2 separate regions of the Homo sapiens genome follow, and region 2 is linked to region 1. The links are chromatin loops, found by intact Hi-C in ENCODE. Cell type or tissue: dorsolateral prefrontal cortex. All regions are shown on one strand.

Region 1 (8,000 bases):
TGCTAGGATGCTGACGTGAAGGAAGCTGGGGTGGGAACCAGAGCCCAGAGCTTCACCTCACCCCAAAGCTGCTTGAGTCAGGGAACCCACCTAGCTTGAAGTCTGGTGTGTAAAGGTAAGAAAAAGGCTTTGTAAAGTCTCCAGCGAGGTCAGAAGTGCTGCTCTTGTTAGTGAGTAACAATGTGCTGGAGGAGTGAGTTCCAGTAGGCTCCTCACCTCTGCTCTCTCTCCACCTGATATGCCTAAAATGTAAATCCTATCATGGCCTACCCCTGCTCAGAAACCTTCAATAACTCCCTATTGCCTCCACGATAAAGTACAGAGCATAATGGTCAACACTGTCCACAGTTGGCCCCAGTCTGGTTGTTTCTTCTTCTTTCTTCTCCTTCTCCTTCTCCTTCGCCTTCTTCTTCTTCCTCTTCCTCTTCTTTTTCTTCTTCCTCTTCGCTCTTCGTCTTCTTTCTTCCTCTTCCTCTTCTCCTCCTCCTCCTCCTTCTCCTTTTCTTCTTCTTCTCCTCCTCCTCCTTTTTTTTTTTTTTTTTTTTGAGAAAGAGTCTTACTCTGTCCAGGCTAGAGTGCAGTGACAAGATCTCGGCTCACTGCAAACTCCGCCTCCTGGGTTCAAATGATTCTCCTGCCTCAGCCTCCCGAGTAGCTGGGATTACAAGTGCCCACGACCACGCCTGGCTAATTTTTGTATTTTTAGTAGAGTTGGGGTTTCGCCATGTGGGTCAGGCTGGTCTTGAACTCCTGACCTCAAATGATCTGCCTGCCTTGGCCTCCCAAAGTGCTGGGATTACAGGTGTGAGCCACTGCACCCGGCCCCTTTTGGGCTTCTTGAAGTCCCTTTGCTGTACCCACCCAAATGATGCCCTGTTCCCCAAACTCCCACAACACCTGACAATCTGTAGGCTTTTATTGGATCAATTTCCATTTTCTGACATGCTTTCCCTCCCACTCCCTCCCCACAGCCACTTTCTGGGAGGCCCAGCTCAAATCTCATCACCCCCTAAAGCCTCCCCTGATGCTCCTAGTTCCTCCAGCCATGCCCCCCCGCCGACCCCCCAACCTGAATTCCCTCTGGTTGCACAGCTGTTCCTTGCGTCTGTGTCAGGTGCGTCCACCAGAGGGCGACAGACACTGCGGGCACAAGCAAAATGGCCCCAGGATTGGCTGCGTTTCCCCTCCCCGCCCCCGGACCCATCCTGCCTCTGCTATGCTGTCCCCTGGACTTCCAGCCTGGCATCCTCACCGCTGGACTTCAGGGCTGGAGGACTTGGGGACAGTGCATGTTGTGTCCCTTTTCTGCAGAGCTGCCATCCCTGAAGATTTGGGTGAAATGACAGAGCCAGCTGCTCTTGTTTGTGTAGTGCGTGAGTTTCCCAGTCACTGTTGACGTTCTGGGTCCCCAGGGCAGGGTTGAGTGGCTTTTTTTGTTTGTTTTGAGATGGAGTCTACCTCTGTTGCCAGGCTGGAGTGCAGTGGCGTGATCTCGGCTCACTGCAAACTCCACCTCCCGTGTTCAGGTGATTCTCTTGCCTCAGCCTCCTGACTAGCTGTGATTACAGGCGCCCACTACCACACCTGGCTAATTTTTGTATTTTCAGTAGAGATGGGTTTCACCATGTTGACAGGCTGATCTCGAACTCCTGACCTCAAGTGATCCGCCTGCCTCAGCCTCCCAAAGTGCTGGGATTAGAGGTGTGAGCTACTGCACCCAACTGAGTTGGCTCATTTTACAGATGGGGAAGCACACCTTGATCATGGCTCTGTCTTTCAGAGACTGGAAAGTCACAGGTGCAGAATGCTCTGGACAGACTAAGGCTTAGAGCAAATTTGCTGAGGGTGACGTGGCCTGTAAGGGGAAGGGTTGACACTCGAACCCAGGCCTTTCTGACTGCCGGGTGAGTGTGTTTTTCTCCACATCAGTTTTTCTGATTATTCAAGATGTAGGTTTAATTCTGTCATTGTCACAGCCCTGACTCTGAGGCAAATGTAAATGGTGCCCCAGGCCTCAGACCCCAGCCCCCAAATCCCCACATGCTGCGCATCTGCGGACAGTCTGAGCCACAGCTTTCTGTGAAATGGTCAGGTGATGCGTAGCCTCTTCCTCACAGGGTTATTGTAGGACAGAATGAGATGATGCCCGCAGAGACCCCTGTGCTCCAGGATGGACCCCCTGCGAACCTGGGCTGGGACATTTCCCCAGGGGCTCTTAGTCTGTCTCTTGGGGGCTGGGACGGGGAATGCAAACACCTGCAGGTCTCCTTCAGCCCCTTTTGGGGGAAAGAAAAGAGACCTGGGGTCTCCTTCCTCAGGATTCTCCAGCCCTTGCAGCTGCTGGAAGTGAGCGGGCTCCGTCACCATGGCAACGTGGCCCAGCCGCCTGCAGGGCCAGTCCTGTGCCAGCCGCCGTTGACCTCACTTAGGATGATTACCTTTCGGCAAATAAAATAATTGTGTTAATAAAGAGGCTGTTCGCCTCTCATTCCCCATCCCGCTTTGCCTGTTTCCCATCCCTATCCGGTGGAAAGAGGATTCTCTCCACCTGGTTACCCCTGGCCTGTGGGATGCCTTACTCTTAAATTGTTGACGAGACCCTGACTGGGTTATAATCTTGGCCAATATTAATCGTGTCCCACCATTCCCTTCTTGCCTTCTGCCTCCTTGCCCTGGTGTCTCTTTTGAAGTTGTACAATTGAGATTATACTACTCATCCTGTCTTCTTTGGACACTGTTTTTTTTTTTTTTTTTTTTTTTTGAGACCAGCTTGGTCACTGAAGCTGGAGTGCAGTGGTGCAATCTTGGCTCACACAACCTGCGCCTCCTGGATTCAAGCAATTCTCCTGCCTCAGCCTCCCGAGTAGCTGGGATTACAGGCACACGCCACCACGCCCAGCTGATTTTTTTGTATTTTTAGTAGAGATAGGGTATCGCCATGTTGGCCAGGCTGGTCTTGAAATCCTGACCTCAAGTGATCTGCCCACCTCAGCCTCTCAAAGTGTTGGGATTACAGGTGTGAGCCACTGCGCCCAGCCTGGACATATTTTTGAACATCAACAGGGCCTCCCTAGCTGTTATAGTAATAAGTTCTATTTTTTGAGGGCCTACTGTGTTTTATACTCTTTATGAATGCCTTTGCAAATGCCCTCTCTCTAATCCCTTTAACAATTGTGCAAGTCAGGAGCTTCAATACCATTTTACTGAGAGAGAAAATGTGTATGTATATATTTTGAGTCTGGGTCCCCCTATGTTGCTCAGGCTGGTCTCAAACTCCTGGCCTCAAGCAATCCTCTGGCCTTGGCCTCTCAAAGTGCTAGGATTATAGGCACGAGCCACTGCACCTGGCCAAAATGTATGTTTTGGCAGGGCTAGAAACATGTGTTGGTTCAGCTCCTGGATTGCAGAACAGGCTTCTCTAACTGTGCCTGGGAACATTCAGTTCAGCTGCAGGCAGATACACACTTGCCATGGGCTCAAAACTGGGCTGGGCTTCCGGAGGGGAAGAAGAGAGAAACAGAGACCCTAGGAAGCTCCGAGTCATGGATCAGGTGGGTGGGAGTAGATGGATATAACCATGGAAAATGGACATGCAGGATGCAGTGTGAGATGCAAGGTGCAGTGTGGCCAGTGCTCCGAGACCAAGAGAATGATGGAGACCCTGTGCCAGGTGCTGCAGAAGCGGACCCCCAGAGAGACACTGACTCAGCGATGGAGGCCCTGAGAGAGATGAGGAGGATGAGACTGGCAGTTACTGAGCCTCTGATAAGCAGCTGACACTTTGCTGAGTGCTTCAAACTTGTTATTTCACACAATGCTCATCACAACCCCATTTTACAGATGGGGAAAGTAAGGCTTAGAAATTTCAAGTGAATTTCTCAAGGTTACACAGCTCATGTAGAGCCAGGATTCAAACCCAGATCAGCCTGACCTCCCTGCCTGGACTTAGTGGTCTTTTGACTCCATCAGGCTGATCAAGGATGGAGAGAGAGAGAGAGGAGAGTGAGTGAGAGAGAGAAAGAGAGAGAGAGAGACCCATGAAACAGATTGAGCAAGGCATGGAGTGCAGGCTTCATGCACACGGTGGGGCCTCTTCTGGGTCTGACAATGCCTTAGCCCCTGTTCTTTGAGGCTCTTGTTTAAGATTTGCCAAAAAGAGGTCACCCAAATTATGGCCGATTTAGAAAGTTTACTTTTCACCAGTGCACACAAAATAGTGCAAAGAGATTAGGCTCTTCGAAAGGTCATTTTAAGCCTTTCAAATAGTGACAGGGCCCTGCAGGCAGTGTCATCCTACATTCTCACACTGCAAGGGGACTGCCCTCGCTGGATTCTAGGGTCTCTCCCATGACTGGAGGAAAAGTGTCATCTGGACACTATGTCAGAAGTCTAGATTTGGCGCCCTCTGTGAGTCTGAGGGCGTCTCCCCTTCTGCACCCGGCCACCCCCATGAGAGGTCCTGCCAAGTGGGTGAGCTGCGGCGGCAGGCAGGGGTGCAGTGCCCATCATTCACACTAGATGGCGCTCTGACATTGGACAATCCTCTGAGCATGTGGCTGCCTAGTGGCCAGAGGGCAGGGCTGGATGGCTTTGAGGGGAGGCTGGTCTCACTGGACCTGACACCCCGACCTAGGGTAGGCCAAGGGGCGCCGGAGATGTCAGAAGCCAGGCTGGGGACCAGGAACTCTGCTCCTCCACCCGTGACTCCTGGTCATTCTTGGGTCGGGGCTGAAAGCGGGGCAGTGGGAGGAGCAGAGGGACCAGAGGGCAGCTGGAGGGGAGGGATGGGGTGGGGGGGGGCACATCAGCAGGCCCTGGTGGGGCAGCCCGGCACCCCTCAGCCAGTTAAGGGCCTGGGGAAGGTTGTCCTCTCATTGACCACTAAAGCCTAGGGCTGTAGACCTGGGGTCTCCCAGGAGTGGTTTGGCCATCTGCCTTGCCCTTGGACAAGGGGGCTGGGTAAGAGGCATGGGGGCTTGTTTACAATGCCTGCAGCTGGTAGGAAAGGAAGCCTTGGCAGATGTGACTGAAGGATCAGCTTTGCTTGGAGAGCAAGACCCAGGCACAGGACCTAAAGGCCTCAGGTTTGTGTCCCTGTTTAGGCATGTGACCTTGGGCAAGCCACTAAGACCTCTGCTTCCTAATCGTTTCTGCTTTCAGAGTTGGGAACCTTGAATGAGATCATGCACACAAAGGCACTCAGCACACCAAATGCAGGGCATCCCTCCTGTCCTGCCAGTTTGCGGAAGTGGCATCTTGCATTATTTCCCTGCCTGCAGGCCCAGTAAACACTCAGTGCTGTTGAGTGATTGGTGCCTGGGGGTGGAGGCAGCTGGAATTGGCAGTGTTCCAAAAGGGGCCTCCAAACCTTGTACTTGGGGGAGTATCCTTGAGAGACCCCGTCCTCAGATGTCCACATTTTCCCTGTTTGGAAATGCATGCCTTGGAGCTGGGCCTGACTGCTCCGCTTGCCCGCTCTTTGTCTCGTCCGTTGTCTGGGGCTCTGCGGGATCTAGAGAGAAAGAAAGGAAATCCCCAGCACTTGCTTGTGGGACAAGAAAGCAGAGGGGTGGGCTTTTCAGGGGACCTCTTCTCCAGCAGTCTGCTTGCCTACTTCCCTCACATCTGGTGCCAGGGGCGGAAACTGAGGCAAGGGAGAACCTTAAGGACAAACTACAAATCCCTGAATGCTAATAGGGATAGGAGAGTGAGGTGGTGAATTGACTTCCCGGTCCCATTGCAGGGACTGAGGGGGTCTGTAACCCTCGACTCCTGGGGGAGAGGTCTCGAATGGTTCGCTAGAGACATTCGAGGAGTTAGGAGATGGGCAGGGAAAGGTCTGGGAGGAGGAAGTTGAGGGTAAGGGCATTGGGGGCAGATTTATTTGGTTAACAAATGTTCCACAAACGCTCAGTGAGAACCTCATGTGGGCTAGGCACTGGTCTAGGTGCTGGGACTCGGGGGCCCAGGTGAATAAGCTTCCCGTCCTGGGCGAGTTTCCTGGAGTAAAAATCAGGCTGGCTGGGGCTTAACTCTATGTGGCTGCCCCATATCATCTAACACCTCTAAGTCCCAGTTTCATCATCTGTAAGATGGGAATAATAACAATGTCTCCCCCACGGGATGACCATGAATGTTAGATGCATGGAAGGTGCTTAGCACCCAGCTCCTGCATTTAACAAACGTGAACGGAGGTGGAGTTTGTCAGTATTATTGTGATCAAAGCTCTGGAGACTGTGACCTTGAGCAGATTGCTCACCCTCTTTGAACCTTGGGTTCCTTATCTGAGAAATGGGTTCATGACATCTGCCCTGCCTGTTACCACGGGACCCTGTTGTTAAACCAACTGAGATAATGCATGGGAGCACAGGGGATCTGTAAACTACATCACACACAGAGGGGAATGGTCCATTTAAATGATTTGGGGTACACATGTGTGCATGTATTTGTGCACATGTGTGCATGTGTGCACCACTATCAGAGACCCCAGCATTTGTGCTCCATCTTTCCTGCGGGTTTGTGTCCCTGTTTAGGCATGTGACCTTGGGCAAGTCACTAAGACCTCTGCTTCCTTTTGTGAAAGGGGCTAATCATGTCTGCTTTCAGAGTTGGGAACCTTGAATGAGATCACACACACAAAGGCACTCAGCACACCAAACGCGGGGCATCCCTCCTGTCCTGCCAGTTTGCAGGCCGTCTGAGCTCAGGTAAGCTGTCAGATGGATGGATATATGGTATCCTGGCAGTTCATGTTAGGAGTCTGTCCCTGGAGCCCTGGGGCTGGAACTGAGGTGCTGGCAGAGGTGTGGAGATGAGGGCCAGGCTGAGAGTTGCAGCATTTCTCCAAAGACCTTAGGGAAGTGAAGAAATAAATCTTTCTCAGAGATGGAGATGGGATCAACCCTTCCCCCTACCTCAACTCTGGGCTGGGCAAGGTTGTCTGCAGAGGTTGGGGGTCCTTGCTCCCCTCTTCCAACATCCTCTTCTCCATGCACCTCTCCACAACTGACCCCTTTCCTGTTAGTCTTAATTCCTGCTGCCAAGCTACAGAACAACCCAGGGAAAAATAACCACACCTGGGTAATTTTTGTGTTTTTAGTAGAGACGGAGTTTTGCTATGTTGGCCAGGCTGGTCTCGAACTCTTGACCTCAGGTGATCCGCCCGCCTTGGCCTCTCAAAGTGCTGGGATTACAGCTCCACACCTGGCCTGTTCTAGAGGTTTTTGATGTGCCCCTCCTGGCTCCTGGTACCTGCTTACCTGCATGAATACTTGTTAGTGCCCAGGGCTCCCCAGCCCCATCTCCCCAACCAGCTGACTGAGGGGTGGAGCCAGGCAGGGTGCAGCTTGGGCCTGAGGATGAAGAAGCAAAGAGCCAGGAGAGCCAGCTCCCGGCCATATACCCATTTCTAACCTCTCTTCCCCAGGAAAGGGGCAGTAGGAAGCAGTGTGGTGGAGTGGAAAGAGAGTGGGTGTTGGACTTGGCCAGGCTGGGTTCAAATCCTCACTAGCTGGGGGTGTCTGGGGCAAGATGGGATGGTAAGAGGACCTAGCCTGTGGGGTGGGCATGCAACCTTCATGGGATAATCTGTGTCAGGTGCCTCCAACTGTGAGTCCAAGCCTGTCCAAGTCTCAGTTAACGAGGATTTGGGCAATTTTGTGCTCCCCCCCACTGCCATCTCCCCACCCCAATTCTTTCTCAGCTCATTGATTGATTGATTGGGTGAAAGGATCATGGAGAGGATGCCATCCAGTTGGAGATATGGTGTGAGCTGAAAATCCCAGAGTAAATGTCCTTTCCAGGACAGCAGAGACGAAAAGAGCTTTTCTGGCTGGGAGATTCCAAGAAGGCTTTGTGAAGAAGGAGCAGCATTAACCCGAGTTTCTCAGTGGGCTCAGACTTACAGGTGGAGAAGGGAAGGGGATGCGGTGGGAGGAATGGCATGGGCAAAGGCCTTCAGTGAGAAAGCTGGGCACACAGCCGTAAAATGGCTGTGAATA
Region 2 (8,000 bases), 590 kb after region 1:
TAAGACACTTCTAACGATGTGCTGGACAAATTTTGTCTACTTCAAAAACACCTAGCTAGGAATGTGAAGACCAAGTGCAAGGAAAGAAAACACAAAAAATTGGTTAAACAAAATACTGTGGCTCATGCCTGTAATCCCAGCACTTTGGGAGGCCGAGGTGGATGGATCACAAGGTAATGAGATCGAGACCATCCTGGCTAACACGGTGAAACCCCGTCTCTATTAAAAATACAAAAAATTAGCCGGGCATCATGGCAGGCACCTGTAGTCCCAGCTACTCGGGAGGCTGAGGCAGGATAATCGCTTGAACCCAGGAGGCAGAGCTTGCAGTGAGCCCAGATCGCGCCACTGCACTCCAGCCTGGGCGACAGAGTGAGACTCCATCTCAAAAAAAAAAAAAAAAAAAAAAAAAAAAAACAACCTGTTTTCTCCCCCAATAATTTTTGGTCTGTACTAGGTATGGTGGCACATGCCTGTAGTCCCAGCTACTTGAGAGGCTGAAGCAGGAGAATTATTTGAGACCAGCCTGGGAACATGACAAGACCCCATCTCTATGGGAGGGGAAAAAAAAATTGGTTTGTTAACCTCAATTGGGAAAAATATAAAATTCTGTTTTATATTGATAAGTAAAATATGTATGATTCATATACCTTTTCTTTATTCTCACTGATTTTTAAAGCATGCATAAAATATTGTAGTGTAACATCTATAATATCAACTGTGAATAATTCCTGTAACTACTAAGAATAAGCAACATAAGAATAATAATTTTTCCTCTCTCCACGGGCACTACCAGTAACAAAAAAAAAAAAAAAAAAAAGAGGGCTCAGTGTGACTGTCCTAATTAATTTTTGGTCTAAGTTGAACTGTCTAATATAGCAGCCATTAGCCACATGCAGCTAGGGTAGTACTTGAAATACGGCTAGTTTATATTGAGATATGCTGTAAGTATAGAATACGTGCTAAATTTCAAAGATACAGTATGAATAAAAGAAAAAATATTAACAATTGTTATTACATATTGAAATGGTATTTTGGATATAATGGGTTAAATAAGATGTTATTTGAATTAATTTTATCTGTTTCTTTTTACTTTTAAATGTGGCCAATAGAAAATTTTAAATAGCATGTAGCTTGTATTATATTTCTATTTGACAGTACTGGTTTAGAAGTAGTAACTGTCAATTATAGCTGTTCATCAGAGTTCAGAGGAGCTTTTCAAAGTGGTCACCTGGACTCTAATCCAAAATGAATCGGGTCTTGAAAGTCAGGACTCCAATATGTGTATTTTCAAATTACCCCTCAGATAATTTTGAGAATCATTAATCTAGAGGTTAGTGGACATAACTGAGCCTTACAGGACAGAGTGGAACAAATATTGGTAGCCCTCTGTAACTTCTTTCTGTAGAATGAGAAACAATATGCTTTTCGCCTGCTTGATCAAAACAATAACATACAAAAAAAGTACTGGAGTTAGAAAAAGAAGAAAAGTACTTGGCTCAAAACTAGCTAAATCTAAAAGAGCTTAGATTTCTGTTTAAGATGAGCAGGCCTATTGTATAATAAAGACTTTGGCCATTGTCTCTGGTTCCTGGAAGAGAGACTAAATCCTTATAATTTCCCAAGTAATAGGAGTGTCATTGTTATTTTAAGTCCCTTGGATCACACCTGAGTTTATGCTAAGAGATGAGATGACTCAGGAGGGGAGCTGGTCACTAGAAAGACCAACTGTGTGATTAGAAGGTTGAGGGCTTTCAGCCAGCCAGACCTCTGGGAGGGGAGATTGAGTTTAATCACGTAGGCTATGATTTAATCAAGCATGCCTACGTAATGAAGCCCTGATTTTAAAATACTCTGGACACTGAAGGTCAATGGAGCTTCTTGGTTGGTGAACACATGGATGTGCTGAGAGGGTTGATAAACTCTGATTCCACAGGGAACAAACTGGGAAGCTCTGTGTTTGAGACCATCCCACACTTCACCCTAAGCGTCTCGTGCTTTTGGCTGATCCTGACAATAAAACTGTAGTGCTTGAACTCTGTGAGTTGTTCTGAGGGAATTATCAAACTGAGAAAATTGAGGGGACCCTCAAATTTGTAGCCAGTTGGTCAGAAGTGCAAGTGGCCAGGGGACCCCACTTATGGCCCCATCTGAAGTAGGGACAATTTGGTGGTGGACTGAGCCCTTAGCCTGTGGCATCTGATCTAACTTCAGATGGCTAGTGTCAGAATTCAATTGCAGTACACCAGCTGGTGTCATAATAAGGTTATAAATCCAAATTTTAACAAAAACATTTGGGGGAAAAATATATTTTATATATATAAAAAACATATTTTTCATATATATTATATATATAAAAAACACATTTTTCATATATTATAATATATTATGTATATAATCTTATAAAACTAAATTCAAGTAGTAAATCTGCAATAACTGAACAAGCTATACTCTGAAACTGAATACATCATTTTATGATCAAACCTGATCATTTGATCCTAAACAGAACTTTAGATCAAAAAAAAAATTAAAGAAATTTTAACATTTTTCTGGTTTTCACAAAGATGATTTTATTTTTCCTTTTTATTTTGCAATTATCTTCACCTTCACAGTTATACCAATAATAATGATGACAATAACAATAATAATCCAGCAGGTTTAGAATTACACTGACAACCAAGGGAGACTTCAGGGAGATTACAGGATTACTGTTATGTTCAAGTCTGATCTTTATCTACAGGCATGTCCAGATGTTGGGAGGGACTGGCATATAAGTTTTGTAACCACATTGAACTAACCAAGATTCATACTCTTGACATAGAAAGGTGAATAAGATTTCTTAACAAAGCAGTCAAGAAGAATTTCTCTCATTTTTCAGCCAACATTCCCTCACCAAACTGGACATATCCTCAAATAAAAAAAAGTAGGACAGGGAGAACAATTAAGAGAGACAAGGAGAGTGATGAGGAGGGAAGGAAATCAGAAGCAGCCCTGCAGCCTGACTACAAATCACTGCCCAAAGGGAAGCAGGAAAAAGCAGGAAGAAAAGGAGAACTGCCCTGAGAATTACAAAGAGCATTAAGTATAGCGTGTAGTTCTCTACAATTATTCAAGGAATGCAGGAAAAGAAAGAAGACTGAGTGCTGTGCCTATGTGTGCCATGAGTACTTCGCCGCTCACTGAAGGACAACCATTCGTTTCTAGAAAATGAGATTCTGAAATCCATGGAGGCAAAAATGTACCGAGAGATGCTTGCTAAATCAAGGATATATGCTTTTCTCTGCCAGCCATAAGGTATTTTTGAGGTAGAGAAGTGAAAGGATATTCTGAGACAAAGAAGAGAGGTACTTTTTCTGAAGATGCCTCTGCTCATCTGCCGACCTCTGCTGGATCAACAGTGGCATCCAGTGGCCAAAAGTCTCAGCACAGACTTCTTTGTCTCCAGAAAGGGTTTCTATTGCTTTGGGTGAAGTGGCAATTTAGAACAAAACCATTTCTGGTGTCTATAACTAAGGTTCCCAAAAGACACAGTACTTTGTAATACCAAGTGAAGAACCAAAGGCCATAAAGAAGAAATGGAGAGGGGCAGGTTAAGATTGGCTGTGGTATTTATATTTCCTGTGGTATTACTAAAAAGAATGAAAGTACAGGAGGGGATGAACCTATGTGTGGGTGGAATTCCTAGATTTTCATTGCCTTAGAATACTTTTTAAAAGATAGTCTATAAGATAAAGTATTTTCATTTTAAAACAAAAGCAATTCTGAAACAAAAACGTCCATATGTACATTTTATTTTTTAAAAGACAGGAAGGGACAAATAATGTAATTATCATGGCTTAATTCAGTAATTTATTTGAGATTAAGAAGTTTGGTTCTGCAATGTAATTTTTAAAAACTGATTGAATTTCAACTGCTAAATTCAGGTGGTCTGTTTTAGGGAGATAATGAAACTGGCTCAGATATAACCTCAACCCATAGCAAACATATAGAAAAGAAAAGCATTCCACCCAAAGTATTTTTTTGGTCTAATTGCTGATTTAAATTGTTAAAAAGAGTGATTTTTCTGGCAAAGTTCTAGCAAGTAAAATGCTAGTAAATTCTTTCTAATTTTTTAAAAAAGAAACTATTTCCTCAGTGACATAATACAAGCAAGAATGAATGGAGTAATCCTAAACTTTCATCTTACTTAGACCATAATTTTTCTCTTTAGATCAAAGAAGTGGGCACCAAAAGGCTCTTCTCTTTTGGTTCATATTGTTCATTTTTTGCCCTACATTTCTAACTAAAAAAACATGGAATTGTCATACACATTACTCCCCTTGATTCTCATGGTATACCTCTGGCTGGCTCGGGTGCACATACCACCTCAAACTCACCTGTTTGGATGAGATGTGGGCAGCATGAACTGGAATTCCACCACACAGGTGTTGTCCTTAAGCTGGCGGTGTTGTACGCTGTTAAGTTCATAGGCAATATAAGCCCTTCGAACATACACCTGGTTCAAAAGAAACCCTCAGTAAATAAATTTCAAAAACAGAAATTAAGAAAATAGCCCAGAAAAAGAGTCTTGAAACGAGGTATCTGAGGCAGAAGGTGCTCTGTGGGGAGAGAAGTCCCAAGGCCCTATGTATACGTACATATATTGCTTTAATTAATAAAGCTGGAGTCTTAATACTATAACCATGACTACTAATGAAAACAAAACTAGGCTGCCTCTGCTGGACACCTATGTGCACTGTAAACCTTCTTCCACACTAACCTAAACCCTGGAGAAGGTTTAATCTTTAGCAAAAGACAGCATATAGAACTACAACTATTAATCTATTAAGCATGATCATTTCAACAGAAGATTAAGCAGTGAGAAAAATGAGAGGTGCTGATTTTGAGCCACTTACAGAGTGAAAATAGAAGACACAAGCAATCACAGTACAGTTCAACTCTTTTACTATCTCATGTCTTTGTCTTGCGTCCTCCCCGACTTCCCCACCCGCTCAAAATCAGTTTTCAGCAAACTCTGATCAAAAGCAGTAAGGCATAAGCAGTAAGACATAATTTGACATATAATATCTCAAATACTTGAACTTGACTCAAGAGTTAAAGGAACAGCAATGAAATAAAATAAAAATAAATATAAATTAAAAAAAGAAACAGCAATAGGCTACATCTCTGCAAAAACTGTCAGTCCAACCTCACACATTTCACAGCAAATTTGCCATGCACATAAAATGCTACCTGAGATTCTATGGCACGGGAAGTATATAAGGAAGCTTCTCATTAAATGACATAAAAACACTACAAAACACTTAAATGTTTTAAAACTTTTGGCATTTACTGAGTAGGATAATTTACACTCTACCACAGAGTACAAATAAAAAGTAACACAAAAGAGCTGGCAACAGACTACCGTGATGTTACATTACATAAAATCATCTAAAACACTCTTTTTCCCCATCTTCAAAAAACAACTATTTGGCAACTTTACAGTGGTATTCAGGGCCTGCAATTTTTGTGCTTAATGAGGTAGTGTGCTGTAGCGGAAACAGAAGTCTTTGGAGTCAGATTAGCCTGAGTTCAAATGCAAACTCTTCCACTTATTATCTATGTGATTTTGGACAAATCACTTAACCTCTCAGAGTCTCACTTTCTTCTTACTTCCTAAAGTAACTGTAGGATTAAATGAGAAAGATAAAATACCTAAAACACAGTTCATTAAATGCTATTACTTTCTTTCCTTTGAGGAAGTATTTCATAAGAGCTGCTTGACAATCCAAACATAACTAAAATCAATTTTAATTTGGCCCAAATCACACAATGGTAAGATGACACATGCTCTGATCAGCCATATATTTTCGCTTTTTGTGTTACAAGGAATCCTAATTCATTATGAAATGGGAGAATTCAAATACCTGGAAAATAGAAACTACTGAAAAATGCTGGCAGCTATTTTCCTGTGATTGGAACCTAGAAGCTGGTGATGAGTTCAGATGAAACACTTGAGTAAAGTATCTGAGTAAGCACATACTGTTTCAGAGGAAAAGAGACTAACTACCCTTAAGAACCAACCTTAAGGCCAGAGAACTAGAACTGACATGGCAGCCAAATAGACAGAAGAAACCAGCTAGAAACAAAGGAAAAGGTCATGTCCCATTACCATAAATACTTACCTCCAGAGCTGCCATCCTCACTACTTGGTTGCTGTGATAGAAGAAGTTTGGTAGGACATCAAAAATAGATGTTTCTGATAGGATGAGTTTCTAGAAGATACAAAGACAGGCTTAAGCCTTACATCAAAAGGAGAACAATTTCAATGGACACTATTTGGCATTTGAAGCATTTAGTGAAACCTAAGAATTTTGTCTCTGAATGCCATAATCTCTCTGTGCCTCAGCTTCCTGAGCTACAAAATGGAGAAAATAAAATACCTATCCTCATAGGGCTGTTGTATTATATGAGTAAATACATGTAAAATTCTTGGAATACTGAATTAACAATGCATTATTTGTATGCTAATATAAGTGTTTATGACTGTTATTCTTTTCTGACATTTATCTGAACTCTCTAAATATTGTCTTCACCAGGCATGGTGGCTCACACCTATAATCCCAGCACTTTAGGAGGCCAAGGCGGGCAGATCACTTGAGGTCAGGAGTTCGAGACCAGCCTGGCCAACATGGCGAAACCCTGTCTCTGTTAAAAATACAAAAATTAGCCAGGCGTGGTAGTGAGTGCCTGTAATCCCAGCTACTCTGGAGGCCAAGGCACAAGAATCGCTTGAACTCAGGAGGTGGAGGTTGCAGTGAGCCGAGATTATGCCACTGCACTCCAGCCTGGGCAACAGAGTGAGACTCTGTCTCAGAAAAATTAAATAAAATAAATATTGTCTCAATACTCCACTATGGTAAACCCTAGATTTGAACTCCAGTTGAAACCCTAGATTTCAGCTATTAACCAAATAAGAAAAAACATCCTTTTTTCCCCTCTAGATTCCCCAGGAAGAAATGTTACAGAAAGTCTAAAGATTCCCCTGGGCCAGATATAACAATGGTATCCTTGTTTCCAGGTAGAAAAATATAAAGTCATTCCTGAGAAGATAACATTTAAAAAATAATTGCGGTGGTCCTTCTGATTAGTAGTAAAATTAGACAATAATCTCTTAAAAACGGGCTTCTTATAAAGCTTAATAATAAGCATTAACATAAAATTAAAATTAAATGATACTTAAATAGCTTTGTCTCCAGAAGAGTAACAACTACCTATGTATACATCTGATTCAAATATCATAAATCATCAGAGAAATGTGTGTGTGTATATATATATATATATCAGAAATCAACCAGCCTTGTCATTTAATTCTGGCCTAGAATACTTTCTAGGTAAAGTACAAAGATAAAGACTTCAATAGGACACTTCTATCAAGGCAGGCCTATTTGATTTTTAAGCTAAACCACAATTCTAACAGCATTTGTATGAAAAAAATATTCATAAGTATAAATCATTTTAGAAAGTCAAGATATGAAACTCCATTATATGGAAAATCAAAATTAATTAATTAAGTGACTAATTACTTAAACTATGCTTGAGAATAAAGGAGGTAAGAGTCCAGATAGGCAGGAAAGGGTTATATATATATATATATATATATACCTGCAGGTTCTCAATGCAAAATTGATGTCCATACATGTCAATAGCTGATAGGAAGATAGACTCTACTTGGTTATGGCGAAGCTCATATGATGGCAAATGGGAGGCAATAAGAACCTAGAGTGAGAACAAAATAGGAGGCACACATTCCTCGGAGTGATTATTCTAGACTCCTATTAGGCAGCTCTGATACAAAAGCAATAAATATAAATCTGTAAGTGCAGGCATCACAGATAAAACAGAGACCAAGTAAAACAACTTCTAGGTCCTGTAACATAAAGCCAGTGCCACCAAATACTGAATCTCAGTTGACTCTCACCATGATTTGCATTGTGGCCAATTTCCCATGGTGGGTAGGG

What was found. Hi-C counts contacts between places; a loop is a spot of excess contacts. Peaks named below come from ENCODE experiments on the same cell type or tissue, not always from the same donor. Only the 100,000 strongest peaks of a DNase experiment are listed, where the experiment ranks them.
Region 2: a loop joins it to region 1, with 5 times the contacts of the local background. A loop is called at or near these places in 53 of 110 quality-filtered maps.

Annotation. Positions count from the first base shown.
Region 1 is chr17:36,624,938-36,632,937 of GRCh38, forward strand. It overlaps a transcript of MRM1 not described here. Among named protein-coding and RNA genes, the nearest start is that of MRM1, 27 kb to the left of the region's middle. RefSeq lists an enhancer at 1,867-2,367. In dorsolateral prefrontal cortex, CTCF peaks have their summits at 1,127 (motif pointing right), 4,510 (motif pointing right) and 4,725; DNase peaks (open chromatin) are centred at 1,124 and 4,514.
Region 2 is chr17:37,217,348-37,225,347 of GRCh38, forward strand. ACACA (acetyl-CoA carboxylase alpha) reads right to left here. Exons shown (of 56, transcript NM_198834.3): 27 at 7,645-7,758; 28 at 6,165-6,254; 29 at 4,377-4,495. Among named protein-coding and RNA genes, the nearest start is that of SNORA90, 23 kb to the right of the region's middle. In dorsolateral prefrontal cortex, a CTCF peak has its summit at 3,415 (motif pointing left); a DNase peak (open chromatin) is centred at 3,394; H3K27ac peaks cover 554 bases.